Regions from separate parts of the Mus musculus genome. Here region 2 is linked to region 1. Evidence: chromatin contacts called from ENCODE Hi-C or POLR2A ChIA-PET data. All regions are on one chromosome and are shown on one strand. Each heading gives the region's core, a stretch centred on a gene start or an enhancer-like site at or near the end of the contact. The rest is flanking DNA. Distances are from core to core; before and after follow the strand shown. Region 1 overlaps Fam53b (family with sequence similarity 53, member B). Region 2 holds the start of Fam53b (family with sequence similarity 53, member B).

What was found. Hi-C counts contacts between places; a loop is a spot of excess contacts on that map. ChIA-PET counts read pairs that join two places held with the same protein, here RNA polymerase II (POLR2A).
Region 2: a loop to region 1 is called in a map of heart, with 2.4 times the contacts of the local background. The contact joins the promoter of Fam53b here to the enhancer-like site in region 1. A Hi-C loop is called at or near these places in 7 of 37 maps with a recorded cell type or tissue (gastrocnemius and heart). POLR2A ChIA-PET finds 5 or more read pairs at or near these places in 4 of 5 experiments (Patski and embryonic stem cell).

The regions. Positions count from the first base shown.
Region 1 is chr7:132,779,467-132,782,306 of GRCm38, forward strand. All of the region lies in intron 1 of Fam53b (family with sequence similarity 53, member B), which reads right to left. Among named protein-coding and RNA genes, the nearest start is that of Fam53b, 33 kb to the right of the region's middle. Within about 2 kb of position 1,345, at least 1 of the 3 ENCODE cell types and tissues checked has a DNase peak (open chromatin) inside an H3K27ac peak, as active enhancers do; it is heart, where a contact is called at or near this core.
Region 2 is chr7:132,812,405-132,815,244 of GRCm38, forward strand. It overlaps Fam53b (family with sequence similarity 53, member B), which reads right to left and starts at 1,444. Exons shown (of 5, transcript NM_001381858.1): 1 at 1,177-1,444.

The DNA.
Region 1 (2,840 bases), core at 95-2,594:
CCATATCCTTACTAAAGGAGGTGCACTCTGGGAGGTCACCAAGGGCAAGAATCACTTTCTTAGATCTCTCTCTCTCTCTCTCTCTCTCTCTCTCTCACACACACACACAAACACACACACACAAACACACACACACCCCAGCTAGCCTTAGACATCTAATATAGCCAATGCTCTGCCAGAGACAGCAACAAATTTGGACCCACGAGACATCTTCAAGACCACAGGTTCTGAGGTGCTAGCAATATGTGGTTCCTGGCAATCCAGCATCTTATCACTGGCTGGGCTGGCTTTTGCAGGCACACCGAGCTCACATTAGGACAAGTTTAGACTGGCAAAGGATCAATATTCCTCATCCCCACATCCAATATCAAAGGGGGCAGGGGATGCAGAGCTGGCCACTGGCTTACCTCATCTACCTTCTTAGGAAAACTGCTACAAACAAATCAGGAAGGTCTATTTAAAGACACGTGTCCCATCCTTAACAGTTGTGGTTTTGTCCCTTTCCCCAGAGTGGGCCACACCAAGTGACCTATGAGCGACTGCCCAGACCTCCTCGGCACTATCACTTGCCAAAGATCATCAGGCAGCCTCCTTGTTCATGACGTCCCACCAAGCAAAGGAAGACACTGCACAGGTCTGAAAAGCCACTCCTTACAAGGTGACTTCCCTGATCTTAATACCCCATCCCTATCAGCCTGCGATTTGACCTTCAAAGGAAAGTCACATGGACAGAAGGACTGGAAGATCACCATCAAAATCTAAAAAATAACGGTAATCATAGCAATAAAGAAAAAGAAAAGCGGCTTCTAATCTGTGATTAAAAACGGACTGTTCAGCACTAATGTTTTAGAAGCTGCTGTGTGAAAGTAGATGGCACCTGGCATTCACTTCCCATCCAGCTTGTCAGCCATGTTCTCCTGTTTACTTCCACTGGACTTTACAGTGGTGCTCCTGACTCTGCTATTACAGGCCGGCTGGTGAGCACAGGAAACCAACCTTCTAACTTCTTCGAAAACAAGGTTCATCCAAAGTGCAAAATCAGGGGTGGGGAGGAGGGTAGTCAATGCATTTATAAAGCTTGACTGTTCAGGAAAGGAGGCGGGGGGGGGGGGGGTGGTGGTCAAGAGTCCCCCGTGGCGCTAGGAGACCTGCTTCATGCTTCAGTACCACATCAGTCTACAAACTGTGTGTCCCAACCAAGTGTGATGTGTTTAAGGAAAGAATGTCAAACCATTCCGCCTAGTTCTGGCTCAACAGCAGGGCCAGAAGTGCCCACTGGCCCCCTGCAGGCTTGGATCAGGAACAGGCCAGGAGGGGTGCCCCTGGATTCGCCCTTCAAAAGGGCCCTTTGTGCTGCCTCAGCAGGGGAGGCCTGATGGCAGCCATCACCTTCTGGGTGTGAACCTCAATTCAGCTCTAGGGCAGGCAGCCATTGGCACAAGGCCTGAGAAGTAAACTCAGCATTTCCTTCTCGGAGGTGACTGCTAGCCTTGGTGGTCATAAACTCGGAGCCTAAGACCAGCATATTTGGGTTGGAATCTTCCCTCTTGAAATATATTGATTTCTCTGTGGGGCCCAGTTTCCTTCCCTCTTGATAAATAAGAAATAACTCTAGCTGCCCTTAAGGTTATTGTATCCTAGGGAAGCAGAGGTCAAGCGTTTTCCTCTGTGTCCGGTTCATCTGAGAAATCACTGACAGCAGCTACTACCGCCAGTTTCATGGAGGAGTCCCAACCCTCTTTCCAGGGGTGGACATCCAGTCATCCTTTGCAGCTGACTTAAATTCCACCAGCAGGGGCCTGGCTGTATCAGGGTCCATCCCTCTGCTGAAACTGGGAGGCCAGTAAAAGCAAGACTATGGAGATCTGTTGCCATGGAAACATGACAGCCCTTCCAGCCACAGCTCTGCACAAAGCTGAAAAATGGGCATCCGTACTCTTACCAGCTCCAACCCCACTTTAGCCCCTACAAAGGGGAGCTGGCAGAGGCAGCACTTGGGGTGGAGTACTATAAGCACCTGTGTACCCGAGTGGTCAGTAAATGGCCAAAGGTCTGGAGAAGAAAGGAATGTGGCCTCACTCCTGCCCTCACAGCTCTGAAAAGTGGCAGCACTATATACAAGCTGAGAGCAGGGGGAAGGGCAGTGTGTGTGTGGGGGGGAGGGGGGTATTAAAGCCTCCCCTGCACGGAGCCCAGGGCAGGAACACCCTGGCTGCCCACTCACAGGGGACTGGCTAAATAAACTACAGTAGAGTTGTATGGCTGAAGGCTGTGTGGCCTTTAAAAACGGTTGTAATGAAGCAGTCAGAACACGATATGGGGAATGGTATGCACTCTGGCAGCCATGCTGCAGGACAGAGAGCTGGAAAGACCCTGAGCTCTGAGAGCCACGCTGAATGCAGACTTTATTCTGCAACATGGTGGCTCCCAGGAGCTGTGGCTGGAGCTGGCTTCTGGGATCAGCTGGAAGAGTCTCTGCCCTTTACATGCCTCAGCACAATCCCTTGAACAAGTTGAGCTCAGCACACACTTATGGAATTAGGCTAAATCGCAGCAGCTTCTTCGAGTCTGGGTATATATAGACCTGGAGAGGCTAATCCAGACCAGCAGAGCTTGGCACAATCTCAAGTTGCCGAGGATTCTTTCGACCAGTAAGTAACACAGGCTCAAAGAACCCCATCAGGGAATGCTGGTCCCTGTCCAGCGACCTAGACCAGTGTAAGAAGACCTCTTTCCAGAGAATAAGGGACAGGTGATTCCAGGAGGGTGGGTGACAAGACTGAAACCTAGCTGTCTTTGAAGCTGTCTTCTGTCTTTGAGGCTGCCGCTTGACCCAGCTG
Region 2 (2,840 bases), core at 194-2,693, 33 kb after region 1:
GGCGGCAGAGGCGGCAGCGGCAGCACAAATGGGGCCAGGACCTGAATGCAACCCACGACGGGGGCCACTTTCCCAACACCAGAGTCCCAATTTTACCGTATGGAAAACTCAAGAGTGTGGCCTATAGGAGGCAGAATCCCATTCACCAAATGCTGCAAAGAGCTTTTCTTTGTTCGCCATGGTACTAAGTACAGTACGTGTTAACGAACCCGGCGGTCAGGAGCATCAGGGGGCGTCCAAAGGCGAGGGTCCAGAACAAGCCTGCCCACGCAATTCCAGGCCCTTGTCCCACTCACCCGCAAGCACTGTTCCCCTAGTCTGAGGGTAGAAGAGGAGCTTGTGTATGTGGGGGCGGGAGGGGGGGTCGAGAAAACACTTGGGTCAACTCAAATCACCCTCTTCGGATTCTGGGTTTCCAAGTCTCTTTGGTCCCGGTTCCACCAAGTGAAACCCCTAGCTGGCAACCTGACTCCCACCGGCTAGCAAACCAAGGATTGGCAGAAAGAAAAAAAAAAAAATGTGACTAGGCTAGTATCCTGTGACGGACGGCCCTCTTCGCCATGTGCAAAAACCACGCCGGCACAGGCGACCCCCCACTCCTCAAGCCCTGGCCTCGGCCACGCCGCCTGCTTCCCCCTCCCTAGGCAGAGCGCCCTCTCACCCCCATCGACACCGCGCGGGTCAGTCGTGTAGCCTTGGAGTCGTCCCTGCGCGCCCGCATCCCAGGGGTGGCGGGTGTAAACTTCCGTGAACAAAAGAGTTGTCTGCAAACGATGCGGAACTTCGGGGCTCAGCGCCTTCGCTGCTGCCACAAGCCAGGGCTCAAGTTGAGCCTCAAAGGAGGAGGCTGCTCGGGACGCAGCCGTCTCCGCGGCCGTCCGCTGGGTCGGCGGAGCGCAGACTTTTCGGCAGCGCTAGGTTTGCTCGTCCCCCGCCAGCGCGCTGACAAGTCTCACGCCTGCACCAGGGCGAGCAAGAGTCGGCGCCGGTAGAAACCACCGGATCCGCCGTATAACAAGGAGACAGGGAGAAAGAAAGCCAGCAGCATTAAGGAAGGAAAGAGCGAGCGCAGCGCACGCGAGCCCAACTTCCCCCGCCGCCGCCGCCGCCGGGGAGCTCGCACCGACCCCACTCCGGACCAGCCCCCTGGCGCGGTTGCCCGGCCGGGTCGCTTACTGTGCGCGCCGGACGCGGGCCGTCACTGCAAGCGCTCGCCAAGTCGTCCGGGCTGCACGCCCGCGTCCGCCGTGCGCACGCTCTCCGGCCGGCGCCGAGCGCTTTGTACCGAGCGACTCCCGGGGAGGAGGAAATCGACTTGTCACTTCCTGAACTGTTTGCAACTCGTCCCTTTAACCGACCTCGGCCAGGCCGCCAATGCCCACTGCTGCCGCCGGGCAGCTCGACCGCGGCTGCGTGAACTCGGTGGCGCTGTGCGGGCGGCGTCGCGGCCGGGGCGCCCGGCGTGCCGCTACGAGGTGCAGTGCGCGCAGCCGCCGGTGGGCGGGGAGAGGGGGGGGGGTCCACGGCGCGCCTCCGTCAGTGTGGCCGGGTGTCCAGTGAACCCGCACCACGCACCTCTCACGCCTGGATGCCGGGGCTCAGGGAAGTAGCACCGCACAAGTCAGGATTGAAACTCAGGCCTCGTGGGCTTCAGATGGCCAGCTTCCGGGTTTGGCTTAGCAGTTTAAAAGAATCTGTGGCGAACAAGACCGCAAAGGGAGGTGGCACGGACTCTGGTGCGGTCACACTTTAGGATAATAAAGCACTGTTCCTGACTCTGGGTGCAATCGAATTTGAGGAATTTGTACTTCAGATGCCACATCCAAAATACATGCAACTGGGGAAGGAAGGATTTGCGGTTGCTAAGCAGAGGCAGGGCATGTTTAGTTCTGTAACTTAGGATGTTGACTCAAGTGCAGGAATGTAACCCTGATAGAATAAGCAGAGTATTTTCATTGTGCAGCTCACCTGGGGGGGGAGGGGATAACGTTCCTTGTGAAATGAAGTCCTAGATTTCCCATCACTCCTTCCTGCTGATGTGTGTTATTAACCTTATCCAAAAAGATTTTTAAGAGTTTTTTTTAAGACTCTATGCCTGTTTTGCGTTCCCCTTTGCCAAAAAAACAAAACACCTCATTACTTTACATGGATTGTGTCTGCACCGTTTGAATGGTTCTATTCATAAATCAGGAAACTTTTTCTGTTGCTTCGAGGAACATTTAATTGGTTTTAATCCAATGTTGCAATCCTAGTATCAAACATAAATGAACAATTAACTTTTTGAGTTTGTGTGCACTTGGGAAACTATTAGATTTCATGGCTATTGCTGAAATATTTCAGTTTGTGACCACACTGGACCTATTCTTTTCAGAAAGGCATAAGCTAACATATTTCACACTAACTACAGCTCATTTCAGAGACTCTGCCATAAGATGAAGATGCTCATCAGAAGGAAGGATGTGTGTTCACCTCAGAGAGATGATTCGAACATAATCAAATCACTCTAAGAAGGCCAAGTGTGCTAATACACAGACTACAAAGATGCTAATATCCATAATACATTACTTCCTTTTAAGAAACATGTTAAGGGCTATGTTTTTTTTTTTTTTAAAGGAATAAGAACCACATGTTCTGTCAAAAGAAGGCAGGCACATGGGCAAAGCAGAGGCTACTATAATACACTTACGGTCACTTCCCAAAAGCCACCTGATCACAGCACTACCACCTTAGCCTCCAAGCTCTGTAAGAATAGAATTTAATGCACTTAGCTTTTTTTATTGGGAGGCCTAGAGTGACTCCTGCTGGCAAACATTCCATTTATCCCTGCAATTACTAGTTCA